Regions from separate parts of the Homo sapiens genome. Here region 1 is linked to region 2. The links are chromatin contacts, found by Hi-C or POLR2A ChIA-PET in ENCODE. All regions are on one chromosome and are shown on one strand. The core of a region is the stretch at or near the end of the contact, and the rest is flanking DNA. Distances in the headings are between cores, read along the strand shown. Region 1 holds the start of LINC03124 (long intergenic non-protein coding RNA 3124). Region 2 holds the start of CCDC74A (coiled-coil domain containing 74A).

What was found. Hi-C counts contacts between places; a loop is a spot of excess contacts on that map. ChIA-PET counts read pairs that join two places held with the same protein, here RNA polymerase II (POLR2A). Pooled maps may share reads with other maps.
Region 1: a map of B cell shows a loop between it and region 2 (14-fold over the local background). The contact joins the promoter of LINC03124 here to the promoter of CCDC74A in region 2. A Hi-C loop is called at or near these places in 3 of 168 maps with a recorded cell type or tissue (B cell, OCI-LY7 and naive thymus-derived CD4-positive, alpha-beta T cell), 13 of 37 single-sample maps with no recorded cell type and 17 of 50 pooled maps. POLR2A ChIA-PET finds 5 or more read pairs at or near these places in 1 of 52 experiments (activated T-cell).

What each region holds. Positions count from the first base shown.
Region 1 is chr2:131,679,564-131,686,165 of GRCh38, reverse strand. It overlaps LINC03124 (long intergenic non-protein coding RNA 3124), which reads right to left and starts at 3,667. Exons shown (of 10, transcript NR_167889.1): 1 at 3,178-3,667; 2 at 1,347-1,457; 3 at 1-102. RefSeq lists a silencer at 3,695-3,744 and an enhancer at 4,115-4,234.
Region 2 is chr2:131,522,914-131,529,824 of GRCh38, reverse strand. It overlaps CCDC74A (coiled-coil domain containing 74A), which reads right to left and starts at 1,937. Exons shown (of 8, transcript NM_001258306.3): 1 at 1,605-1,937; 2 at 134-178. The coding sequence starts at 1,854. RefSeq lists enhancers at 420-469, 1,749-1,798 and silencers at 1,849-1,928, 1,999-2,078.

The sequences.
Region 1 (6,602 bases), core at 2,418-4,917, 150 kb before region 2:
TGGGTACAAAGTTACTCTCAGATGATAGTGATCAATTCTGGCCTTCTATTCCACAGCAGCGTGACTAGCCTTAACACAAATGTATCATATATTTCAAAGTAGCTGGAAGGAAAGATTCTGAATGTTGTTACCAAAAATAATAACTATATGAGATGAAGAGATGCTAAATAACCTGATTTTATCATTATTCAACATATACATGTATGAAAACCTTCCTTGTACCTTCTAATTGTATACATTTAGTATATGACAAATAGTGTTTTAGGAAGTATAAAGAAACAATGCCAAAATTTATGTGGAAATGTGAAACACCCTGAATTTCCAAAGCTATTCTGAGAAATACAAACCATACGGGATGCATCACATTCCCTGAGTTCTAATTAAATGAAAATCCGTAGTTAACAAACCCATATGTTACTGGCATAGACAGAGAAACACAGACCAGTGAGCAAAATGAATGTGCTCAATAATAAACAAAAATTTATATGGAATGAACACATTTTTCAAAACACCACCAAAATGACACAACAGGGAAGACTTCCGAAACTAGATATCCATATGCAAAAGGGTAATACAGGACCCTTATGGTACTAGATACACAATAATCAACTCAAAATGATTAAAGATTATACACAAAACTTGCAACCATAAAGCTCCTATAAAGACAACCTCGGGTGTGCGTATATTTAGAGCAACTTGGATGTATGCTCAGGGTTCACAAAAAGTAAACAAAAATACAAGGGAAAAAAATTATTGACAAGGGACTGCTTTGGTAGTGATTTTGTTTTTTCTTGATTAGTAACCAACAGCACAGCCACCAAGAAATTATGCACATGTGGGACCACGTCAAGCTGAAGCATTTGTGACCAACAAAGGAAACAATAAACAAAATAAAAAGGCACACTAAAAATTACAAGTTTGGGATAAGGGATTATTTTTGAAAAGGTACAAGCCAGTCATACTACCAGCTGGCAAAAAAATAACAAAACAACAGAACAATTGCCAGACAAAAACTGGGCAAATAACCGGATTAGATATTTTTCCAAAGAAGACAGGAAACTGACCGAATGTCTACAAAAACGTGGTTAACATTACTACTCATGAGAAAAATGCAGATCAAAACCACACTCAGATCTTATCTCACTCCAATAGAATGAACATTACAAAAAGATCAAAATATTTAAAAAGACAATTCCTGGTATGAATTGCCAGAAAGGGGAACTGTTTGTGCAAACATAAATTAGTATTAACACTATAAAAAACAGTTAGAGGTCTTGCAAAGAATAGGAAAAAAAGAAATACCATTCCATCTAGCAGTCCCATTACTGGGTGTAAATTCAACCTACCTGTTCATCCACAGATAAAGAGATCAAGAAACTCTCATATACATACACTAGGAAATATTCTTCAGCCATCAAAATAATGAAACAGTCCCATTTAGAGCAACGCAGATGAACCTGGAAAACATTATGTTAAATGTAAGGAGCTAGGCCTAGAAAAACACTGCATGATACCACTCATGTGAAATCTTAAGATGTTTATCTTAATGAAGTAAAAAGCACAATATTGGTTACCAGAGTTTGGGAGATAGAGGGGGAATGGGGAAGGATTGATTATGGAAACAAAGTTATCTTAACATTAAAGGAACAAATCTGAGGTTCTCCTCCTCAGCCTGGTGACTGGAGTTAACAATATCATATTTTTCTAGAGTAAGAAGGGAGAATTTTGAATGTTCTCCCCACAAAAAAAAAAAAAACCTGGATGAGCAAATAGAGATCCTAAGTACCCTGATTTGATCATTACCCAATCTGTATGTATGAAAATGTACCCCTAATTATGGACCTTTATGTTGTGAAAAAAAGTTAACAGAAATAAATACGTATTGCTAAAAATCACAGGGAACCACAAAAGCAATGAATATCTAAAGGAATCCTGAGAAATACAAAGTGAAGACCCACAATCCTTAATATCAAATTACACTGCCAAGTTGTAGTTATACAGCTGATATATGATACTTGCATAAACTATGGACAAAAACAGGGAGGACAAAAACATGATCAACACAAATATGGACACAATCAACTGACTTTGATAAAGAACACTGCAATGTGGAAGGCAGAGAATGAATACCTTTGACAAAAATGATATCCAGATGCAGAAGCGAGAAATAGGACCTTATTTTACACGATGTATGAAAATGAACACCCACTCCCCCAAATTGAAGGCAAAACAAAAGACCATAAACTACAAAATGTTTTTAACTAAAACACAGGATGAGCATATATTTTGGGTCACTTGAATCTCTGCTCACCTTTGCAAAGAGGAAAATAAACACCCTGGAAGAAAAACCTCATTGACAATTAAATGCTTTGTCACTGACATATTATTTTCTTATATGGGTGACGAAAATTACATGCATGAAACGCAAAAATAAATATCATGTTGACTACATCAACATGAAAAGTTTCTGCACATCAAAGAAAACTACTTTCCAATTAAAAAAGCATCCTATAGATTAGGCAAAAATTTCAGGCAATCTTGTAATTCACGAGGAGTTGTCATCTAATATGTACACAAAAAACACTACAAAGTAGCAAAAGCATCCAATCTAATATTTTGCAAAGAACCTGAACAGACAATTCTGCACAGCCATAAAATCGAACAACAAATAAGAGATAAGGTCCTCAAAATCAACTATTCATTAGAAAACTGTAATTCAAAACCACACACAGATAATCTCACACTTATCGAATATTCCTTGATTTTTTTAAAAAAATAGGAGGGGCTGGGAACGGTGTCTCATGCCTGTAATCTCTGCACTTTGCGAGGCTGAGGCAGGTGGGTCACCTGAGGTCAGGAGTTTGAGACCAGCCTGACCAATATCGTGAAACCCCATCTCTACTAAAAATACAAAAATGAGCTGGGCATGGTGGCGGCGCCTGTAGTCCCAGCTACTCTGGAGGCTGAGACAGGAGACTTGCTTAAAACCAGGCAGCGGTTGCAGTCGGCCGAGATGGCGCCACTGCACTCCAGCCTGTAAGACAGAGCAAGACTCCGTCTCAAAACAAAAACAAAAACAAAACAAACCCCAAACCAAAAATAGTAGGAATGCGGGTGTGGTTTTGGAGAAAGGGAAACTCATACACTGTAGGTGGAAATGAAAATTAGGATACACACCATGGAAAACAGCTAAATAGCTGGAGACTCCTCAAAGAACTGAAAATACAGATGCCCCCTGCTCTAGCGAGGTCTCTTTTTAAAGGTGCTGAGGCATCAAAAATAATCCTAGACTCCAGCTCAGAGGCCCCTGGGGCTCCGAGGGACCCAGGTCCCGCGTTTTACCGCCAGCTGTGGGCCAGGGCGCTCCTATACGCTGGACGCGGGTCGGACATTGGCATAGCCTTCCCGGCCGGGGTGCGGACGCTGCAGTAGCCAGGACCGCACAACCGCCCCCAAGCGGAGGACTCGGGCCCAGATGCCCACGAAGAAGTGCGGGCACGAAAACAGGGAGAGGCAGGGAAGGAGCAGGGAGGGTTCCCGGTGGGGTCCACGCCCCCGCCACTGACCGCGGAGACCTGTCTCCTACTCCACCATCACATGGAACCCACCACCGCTCAGAAGCTCGCTCTGACCACGCTGCTGCTGCTGCAGGGGCGTCGCAGGAACTGCAGTCTCAGCTCCGTAGGGACACGCACGCTAGCAGCATCCCTAGTGCCAGGTTGAAGCTCCACCCCCTCTTAAAGGGACCGCGGCTCGGACTTGCCAGAAGCCGCTTAGGGTTGCGGCACAGGCTGAGCCTCTGCCCAGCCCAGGGGACGACGAAAGGCCCCTGGTCTCTCATCCTCCCCAGCTTTCGGGCCCTAGAAGTCGCAGGAGCGCTCCCTGTGACCGCCTCCCGGAGATCGGCTCCCTTTGCCTAGGGAGCGCCCAGGACCTGCCCCTGCCCTCCTCTGGACCTCAGCTTCACCATCCGCAAAGGAAGCAGCCTCGCTAGAGCTCTGGGGGTCCCTCAAGCTTGGCGTCTCAGGATCCAGGGTGGGCTCCCCTGCCCCTCTGCAGAGGGGGCCCAGAGAACCACAGAAAGCTGGGGGCTGGAGGGACAGTTCGGAGGGCAGCAGGGCCTCCCCGGCCTCACTGTCCGCATCTGTCCTGTGGGAGCTCGCGGGCCTCGCTATGGCCCAGGCACCCACAGCCTCACCAGGGCTGCCTGGGTCACCGGGCTCTCCAGGAGGCAGGCAGGGGCCCTGGGGTCCAGCGCTGCCCCCATCTCAACTCTTTCCTTCATCAGGGCCCACGAGGGGCCCTGTGGACTGGACCCAGGCCCGCCCATTCCCAGGGAGAGGCTATTAATTATTTCCTCAATTTCAGAGCCTGTTATTGGTCTATTCAGAGATTCAGCTTCTTCCTGGTTTAGTCTTGGGAGGGTGTATGTGTCCAGGAATTTATCCATTTCCTTCTAGATTTTCTAGTGTACTTGTGTAGAGGTGTTTGTAGTATTCTCTGATGGTAGCTTGTATTTCTGTGGGATCAGTGGTGATATCCCCTTTATCATTTTTTATTGCGTCTATTTGATTCTTCTCTCTTTTCTTCTTTATGAGTCTTGCTAGCGGTCTATCAATTTTGTTGATCTTTTCAAAAAACCAGCTCCTGGATTCATTGATTTTTTTGAAGGGTTTTTTGTGTCTCTATTTCCTTCAGTTCTGCTCTGATCTTACTTATTTCTTGCCTTCTGCTAGCTTTTGAATGTGTTTGCTGTTGCTTCTCTAGTTCTTTTCATTATGATGTTAGGGTGTCAATTTTAGATCTTTCCTGCTTTCTCTTGTGGGCATTTAGTGCTATAAATTTCCCTCTACACACTGCTTTAAATGTGTCTCAGAGATTCTGGTATGTTGTGTCTTTGTTCTCATTGGTTTCTAAGAACATCTTTATTTCTGCCTTCATTTTGTTATATACCCAGTAGTCATTCAGGAGCAGGTTGTTCAGTTTCCATGTAGTTGAGTGGTTTTGAGTGAGTTTCTTAATCCTGAGTTCTAGTTTGATTGCACTGTGGTCTGAGAGACAGTTTGTTATAATTTCTGTTCTTTTACATTTGCTGAGGAGTGCTTTACTTCCAACTGTGTGGTCAATTTTGGAATAAGTGCTGTGCGGTGCTAAGAAGAATGTAGATTCTGTTGATTTGGGGTGGAGAGTTCTGTAGATGTCTATTAGGTCTGCTTGGTGCAGAGCTGAGTTCAATTCCTGGATATCCTTGTTAACTTTCTGTCTCGTTGATCTGTCTAATGTTGACATTAGGGTGTTAAAGTCTCCCGTTATTATTGTGTGGGAGTCTATATTTTGGTTGCAGATGAGTTTATAGTCAAAGTAAAAAACACACGAAGGGCATTCACATTTCCAGGAACAGAAGCATCCTGTCTGGTTTTTCAGAGGTGAAGGGAGCAGTCTGAAGGGGCTGTGGCACAGGTGTGTCTATAATCAAAGCTCACAGCCGAGGCCCTGGGGGAGGTTCAGGTATGCCCCAGGGGGTGCGCCTCATCCAGCACTTCACTGCCAGGGGCCTCATCTTTATTAAATTCTGGGCCTTTTCCTGGGCAATAGTTACACAAGGTGCGTTCAATGAACCCTATGTCCTGTGGCTGCCACCCATTGCAGGGTCACAAAGGTAATGATCACCACCCCCTCCACCTTCTGCTGAGGGTCCGGGTGACCCCCTGGTGGTGTAACCCAGGCCCTCACCCCTAAGGGGTCCTGAGTCTTGCTCACCACGGAGTCCTTGGTCTAGGGCTCCCACACTTGTCCACGTACCATCAAATGCTGTGTATTGAGAGGCGCTTGTGTAGAGCCCCTCCTGCCCCAGGCAGCATAACCCTGCTTCTGCTGAAACCACGGTCCAGGTGGTACACATTTTTCTGCCCGCAGGTCCCATGGAGGAGCAGCCTGAGGACAAAGCAGCACCCAGAGCTTGTTTTTTCAGAGAATTTGGCCTTGTCCTGTCTAGAAGCCCCACAGCTGTGGAAACCAGGACCTCCTGCTTTTCAGAGCCTAGATGTGCAGGATATAGATGCACCTCAGAGGTCCTGGGTGTGAGGTGGAAGGTTGGGGGACACTGGGCTTCCTACTGCTGTGCTCCCATTGCCGCATCTTCTACCTGGTGGGACAAGGCAGCTAGCAAGGGTGACAGATTCACCCAGACACTGTGTCCTCCCACATCCTGACCTGGCACCTGAGCCAAACTGCTGGGTCTGAAGCTCCCAGGAGCATGTGTGTGCTGTGACCAGTGGACCTATGGCATGCGCCCTCTTCCTCCCTCTATGGCATGGTATCAATTCCTCTGATGGTGTCATGTGAGGTCTCGTCCTGATGGGTAGAACTTTCTATAAACCATCCCATGGCCCTGGGGAAAGGCAAGCTCATCCCTTCAGGTTTAGCTGTTTCTGTTAAATGCAACCCTGTTCTTCCCAGGGCATCAGGGCCCGGTGCAGTTGTCCCAGCCTGACAGGAAGTCCCCTTGATGGTTGTGTGGAGGGTGCAGGCTGGGCCTAGCTCATGACCCTGGCAAAGGGCAGGTGAGCCCTGGGGCTGACCACCTGCACTTTCTGTTTGGT
Region 2 (6,911 bases), core at 688-3,187:
CAGGTCCCCCAGAACCTGTACCCACTGGGTTGGCATACAGGGGCCAGTGCAGCCAGGTGGGCAAGGACAGTCTGGAGGGGCTCCCCTGGGTGGCAAGAGCATCCCATCAGTCACTGAAGGGCCCAGTTCTCACCTTTCTTCTGTGATGTCTGATTCATTATGAGCTTGTAATGGAGATCTGAAAGCAAGCACACGCTCTCCTCAGCACTTGTGAAACCACAGCTATTCTGAGAGAAGAAGCCTGGCCTGTCCTCTCCTGGCTGCTGAGCCCAAAAGTCCTGCCCCCCCACTGGCTGATTGGGCCCTGCCCCATGGATCCCGCTCTCCACCACGCCTTCGTCGTGGGTGTCAGGCCAGGAATGGCCCTGCCTGTTCCCTAGGCAGAGCCCACCGGGCATATCGGCCTCATCCATCTGAGATGACTGGAGGGCATCCACACTGCCCAGGCAGGGCCTGGGCTTTAGGGGTACAGAGGTGAACTCCGGAACCCCTGGCTATGGCAGTGTCATGATCCCGTGGGGATCAGGGACTGCGGGGGAGGCTCAAGAAGACATTAGGAACTGGGCGTCCTGAGGCTCAAGAAGACATGGGGAAGCGGGGTCCTGACAAAACAGACGCCTGGTGATGGGATACTCGGCACTCAGGTAAGGCAGCACCAGGGAACGGGGCGGGAGAGGAGGCCGCGGGCACTGGTGCCCTTGCTGGAGCCCTCCTGAAGCAAGATCGAGGAGCGGAGCCACATCCCACATCCTGGCGGGCCCTCCTTCTGCTCGGGGCAGGAGGGGTGGGGGAGGAGGGAGGGAGAAAGGGGGGCGTGGGGGTGAGGAGCAGCTAAGGGTGCAGTTGGGAAGGCCCCGCCGGAGGACAGCATGGGCACAGGCGAAGCGGGGACGGGGTGGGGGGCGGGGGAATGCCTGCTCCTGATCCGATGTGTTTAGCTGGAAGAAATTCATTGAGCTGCGCACTCGCACTTGGGCACGTTTCCCTGTATAAAGTTTTTGTTTTTGTTTTTTTGAGACGGAGTCTCGCTCTGTCACCGAGGCTGGAGTGCAGTCGCAAGATCTCGGCTCACTGCAAGCTCCGCCTCCCGGGTTCACGCCATTCTCCTGCTTCAGCCTCCCGAGTAGCTGGGACTACAGACGCCCACCACCACGCCTAGCTAATTGTTTTGTATTTTTAGTAGAGACGAGATTTCACCGTGTTAGCCAGGATGGTCTCGATCTCCTGACCTCGTGATCCGCCCGTCTCGGCCTCCCAAAGTGCTGGAATTACAGGCGTGAGCCGCCGCGCCCGGGCCCCTCTATAAAGTTTTTAACAGAGGTGTGTCTGACCCTGCTTGGAGAGGAGAGGATTGGCGGAGTCAGCATCTGAAATGCTGCTGCCCTACGAGACAGGCAGACAGGGTCGGCACTGCCCGGGGGCCACGCGGGTCTCCCTCTGGGAGGAGGGGACAGCTCAGCGTGGCAGGGCGGGCTTACCGTCCTGTGTTCCCCCTGAGCCCAGGCGTGTGCTGGAGTTGATGGCTGTGTTTCTGTGCTGCGGGAGCGGCAGTGTTGAGTGTGCCTGGGGAGGCAGGGCCGGCCTAGGGCCCCGCGCCGGCTCACCCTTGTTTTCCCGCTTCAGATGCTCGATCTCCTCATGGAGCTTGGCCAGCATCTCCGAGTGCTGCTGCTGCAGGAACTGCAGGCTTTTCTCCAGGTCCAGGTTCCGTTTCTGCGGGTCGCTCTGCCTGAGCTGCGGGCTCTGCGGCCTCAAGGACTGGACGCCCACAGAGGGGCGCTGGCGCCGGCGCCGAGAGCCCGGGGTCGGCGAGCTGGGGGGCCGCGTCCCAGCCGCCACCCCCGCACCGCTCATATCGCCATCGCCAGGTACTCTCCCGCTGCCACTGCACCCCGGCTCAGTGGCCAGGCCGCCCTAGCCTGGCGCCCCGTCACCATGGAAACCGGGCGACGGAAGGCGCGAGGCGGTTGGCGGGGGCGGGGCCTGTCGCTGGCTCTTCCTGGGTGAGTAGTGATTTACAAGGCATCCAGGGCTGGGCGCCGGGGCTCACGCCTGTAATCCCCGAAGTTTGGGAGGCCGAGGCGGACGGATCATTTGAGGTCAGGAGTTCGTGACCAGCCTGACCAACATGGCGAAACCCCAACTCTACTAAAAATACAAAATGTAGCCGGGTGTAGTGGCGGGAGCCAGTAATCCCAGCTACTCTGGAGGCTGAGGCAGGAGAATAGCTTGAACCGGGAGGCAGAGGTTGCAGTGAGTCGAGATCGCACCGCTGCACTCCAATCTGGACGACAGAGACTCTGTCTAAAAAAATAATAATAAAAGGCATCCAGGCATCCTTTCCAGCCTGAATGGAAAGTGAGACCCCGTCTCTAAAAAATTAAAAGAAAAAAAACCCGGGCATGGTGTCTTGCGCCTGTAGTCCCAACTGCTCGGGAGGCTAAGGCGGGAGGATTGCTGGAACCCCAGAGGTCGAGGCTGCAGTGAGCTATGATGGCACCACTGAACTCCAGCCTAAGTGACAGAGTGAGATGCTGCCTAAAAATAAGAGGCTGGGCGCGGTGGCTCACACCTGTAATCCCAGCTACTCCGGAGGCTGAGGCAGGAGAATCACTTGAACCCAGGAGGTGGAGGTTGCAGTGAGCCAAGATCGCGCCATTGCACTCCAGCCTGGGTGACAGGGTGAGACTGTGTCTCAAAAAATAAATAAATAAATAAATAAATTTAAAAATAATAAAAATAAAAAGAAGTCTTATTTTTTTTACAAGGCCTGCCCTCAAAAAAAAAAAAAAAATCACAGCCAGGCCAATCATAATTTTGCCAGATACCAGCAAACCTGGAGGAAGGGAACATAGCTAACCCCAGCCTGCTCTGGCTCTCCTTTCCCCACATCTTACTGCCACATCAGCGGGGCTCCTGTATAATAACAGGGGATACAAGTGAAAGAACTGCTCATCTCAGAGCTTATTCAAGAAATCTCTAGGAAACCGTAAAGGCAACAGGGAGACAAAAACTAAGACACTAGAGGAGGTTTAAGCCTCTGACACCTCCAGTTAACAAACAGAACACATGGCGCAACCCCTAACCAGACCAACATAAAACTTCACACAGAAAGTCCATTTACTGGTTGAGCACGACCAGCCCTCAACAAAAACTTGCAAGGCATAATAAAAAACAACACAGTTTGAAGACACAGCAAACATCAGAGCCAGACTTAAATATGGCAGAGATGTTGGAATTATCAGACCAAGAAATGGAATACAACTATGATTAATATGCTAAGGGCTCTAATGGAAAAAGTGGACAACATGAGATTACAGACTGATAATGGGAACAGAGAAGTAGACATTCTAAGAAATAATCTAAAGAAAATGTGAAGGCCAGGCAGGGTGGCTCATGTCTGTAATCCCAGCACTTTGGGAGGCCAAGTTGGGCAGATCATTTGAGGTCAGGAGTTCAAGACCAGCCTGGCCAACATGGTGATATCCCATCTCTACTAAAAAATACAAAAATTAGCTAGCGTGGTGGCATGCACCTGTAATTCCAGCTACTTGGGAGGCTAAGGTGGGAGGATTGCTTGAATCCAGGAGGTGGAGGTTGCAGTGAGCTGAGATCATGCCACTGCCTTCAAGCCTGGGCAACAGAGTAAGACTCCATCTCAGAAAAAAAAAAAAAAAAGGAAAAAAAAGAAAAGAAAATGCGAGAAGTTGGCCAAGCACAGTGGCTCACACCTCTAATCCCAACATTTTGGGAGGCTGAGGTGGGTGAATCACTTGAGGTCAGGAGTTCAAGACCAGCCTGGGCAACATGGTGAAAACCCATCTCTACTAAAAATACAAAAATTATTTGGAGGCCGAGGCGGGCGGATCACGAGGTCAGGAGATCGAGACCATCCTGGCTAACACGGTGAAACCCCATCTCTACTAAAAATACAAAAAATTAGCCGGGCATGGTGGTGGGCGCCTGTGGTCCCAGCTACTCGGGAAGCTGAGGTAGGAGAATGGCGTGAACCCGGGAGGCGGAGCTTGCAGTGAGCCAAGATGGTACCACTGCACTCCAGCCTGGGCGACAGAACAAGACTCCATCTCAAAAAAAAAAAAAAAAAAAAAAAAAGGCAGGCATAGTGGTTTATATCTGTAATCCCAACTACTCAGGAGGCCGAGGCCGAAGAATTGCTTGAACTCAGGAGGTGGAGTTTCCAGCAAGCTGGGATCCTGCCACTGCACTCCATCCCGAGCAACAGAGTGAGATTCTGTCTCAAAAAACTAAAAGAAAATGTAAGAAGTCAAAAACACAACAGAAATGAAAAGTCAGGTGCATGGCTGATGCCTGTAATCCCAGCACTTTGAGAGGCCAAAGCAGGAGCATCTCTTGAGCCCAAGAGTTGGAGACCAGCCTGGGCAATATAGCCAGACCCTGTCTCCACAAAGAACTAAAAAATTTGCCTGCATGGTGGTGCACACCTGCAGTCCCAGCTACTGAGAAGGCTGAGATGCAGCGAGCCATGATTGCACCACTGCACTCCAGCTTGGACAACACAGAGAGACCTTGTTTCAAAAAAAGAAGGAAAATGATATAGGAAATTTGGATCTAAAAAAAGGGAAGTGCATTAGAGAAGGAATAAATTAAGATAAAATATAATCTTTATTTTTTTTTAACAGATGACAGTTTGCTCAAAAAAATTATGGCAACATGTATTCAGTAATTATGGTTTATGGACAGCTGGAATGAATGGTAGCAATATTACTGCTGGGAGGGAGGATATCCTGAGTGGAGAGAAATTCATCCAGGCAGGAGTGCAGTGGTGCGATTATAGCTCACTTGCAGCCTGGAACTCCTGGGCTCAAGTCATCCTCCTGCCTCAGCTTCCCTAGTAACTGGGATTACAGGCACACACCACCATGCCTGGCTAATTTTTTTTTTTTTTTTTTTTTTTTTGTCTTACTATGTTGCCCAGACTGGTCTCAAACTCCTGGACTGAGGCTCTCTTCCTCCCTCAGCCTCCAGAAGTGTTGAAATTACAGGTATGAGCCACTGTGCCTGGTATGTGGTTGCTTTTGAATGTCCTAGTCCTAAACATCTGGTTCCCAAGAAGGAGAAAAGAAAAATGAAGGCAGGAGGAGGTGCTGATCCATAAAAACCTCCTGGAAGGTGTGTACCCAGGGAGGCAGTGAGGGTTGAGGAGGGACGTTGCAAACATAGCAGTGGAGATTGCAGCAGTGGCTGCCTGCCTCTTTGTCTGCATTTTCACAATCAACAGCAGCCATCATCAATCAGAGCACAGATCCCCAGTATTTGGAGGATGGGGCTCTTATTGCCCGCTCTGGTTCCTGCAAGCTATAGGGAAGCTACTGCAGAAATGTATGCATGGCTGCTTGCACCACCAATTTAAATGCCACTTTCTTCTGAAAACACCCTTACAGACCTGCCAGGAAATAATGTGTAACCAGATATGAGTGCATCCAGTGGCCCAGACAAGTTGACATATAGAATTAACCATCAAAAGTCCACCCCTTGTCAACCTGGCACCCATACACATCTCCTTAAACCATACTTACTCTCCAAATAAACACAATAACCCAGTGTTATTGTGTTAGCAGTGGAAGGTGTCCGAGTTAATAGTGTTAGCAGTGGAAGGTGTCCAAGTCACTGGCAGTGAATCCGGATGGGTCTTCAGCAACCACAATTCTTGGTTCCTCAGAAGAAGGAATTCGACTGAGGAGCATAAGGCAGAAAAAGAGACCAAAGCAAGTTTCAGAGCAGGAGTGGAAGTGTATTTTAAAAGGCTTTAGAACAGGAAAGAAAGGAAAGTATGCTTGGAAGAGACCTAAGTGGGCACATGAAAGTCAAGTGTGGTGTTTAACCTTGATCCTAGGACTTTCTAGACTAGCCCCTTTCCCATGATCCTTCCCATAGGGTGGGCTGCCCACATGTACAGTACCCTCCTTACCCTTGGGAGTTCCTAAACACATGCAGTGTGTTTAGGAAACTGTATGCATGCCCATCTGAGGTTTTCGGGTGGGGTGCCCCTGGAAGGTCATACTCCACTACTTTGTCTCTTAATGCACATGCCTGGGAAGTTGATTCTCCCTGGAATCTGCATTCAATTAACACTTTAGTGAAATAGGTGTGGCCCATCAAGAAATGGCCTGTCCCTGGCGCCAGCTGCCAATTTATCACTTTTATTTTTTATTTATTTTTTGAGAGGGAGTCTCTGTCACCCAGGCTGGAGTACAGTGGTGCGATCTCGGCTTACTGCAACCTCTACATCCCAGGTTCAAGCGATTTTCCTGCCTCAGCCTCCCAAGTAGCTGAGATTAGAGGCATGCGCCACCACACTAGCTAATTTTTGTATTTTTAGTAGAGATGGGATTTCACCATGTTGGCCAGGCTGGTCTCAAACTCCTGACGTCAGGTGATCTTCCTGCCTCAGCCTCCTAAAGTGCTGGGATTACAGGCGTGAGCCACTGCGCCTGGCCAAAAGTAGGAATTCTTGACTGGGAAATAATTAGATATATTTCGGCACCTTGTGACTTGAGAAAATTATGCTAGGAATTCTGGCTTCGGGAGTCAAGGGAAGCTAGCTTAATTTTTACAGTGAAGGCTACATAAGAGGCCTCTCTCCAGCGTGGTGGCTCACACCTGTAACCCTAGCACTTCAGGATGCGGAGGCGGTCCCATCACTTAAGCCCAGGAGTTCAAGATCAGCCTGGTAACACAGTGAGACCCCGTCTCTACAAAAAAATTTAAAAATTAGCAGGGTGCGGTGGCGCATGCCTGTAGTCCTGGCTACTTGGGATGCTGAGGCGGAAGGATTGCTTAAGCCCAGGAGTTAAGAGGCTGCAGTGAGCTGTCATGGTGCAGTGCACTCCAGCCTGGGCAATATAGCAAGACCTTGTCTCAAAACAGAG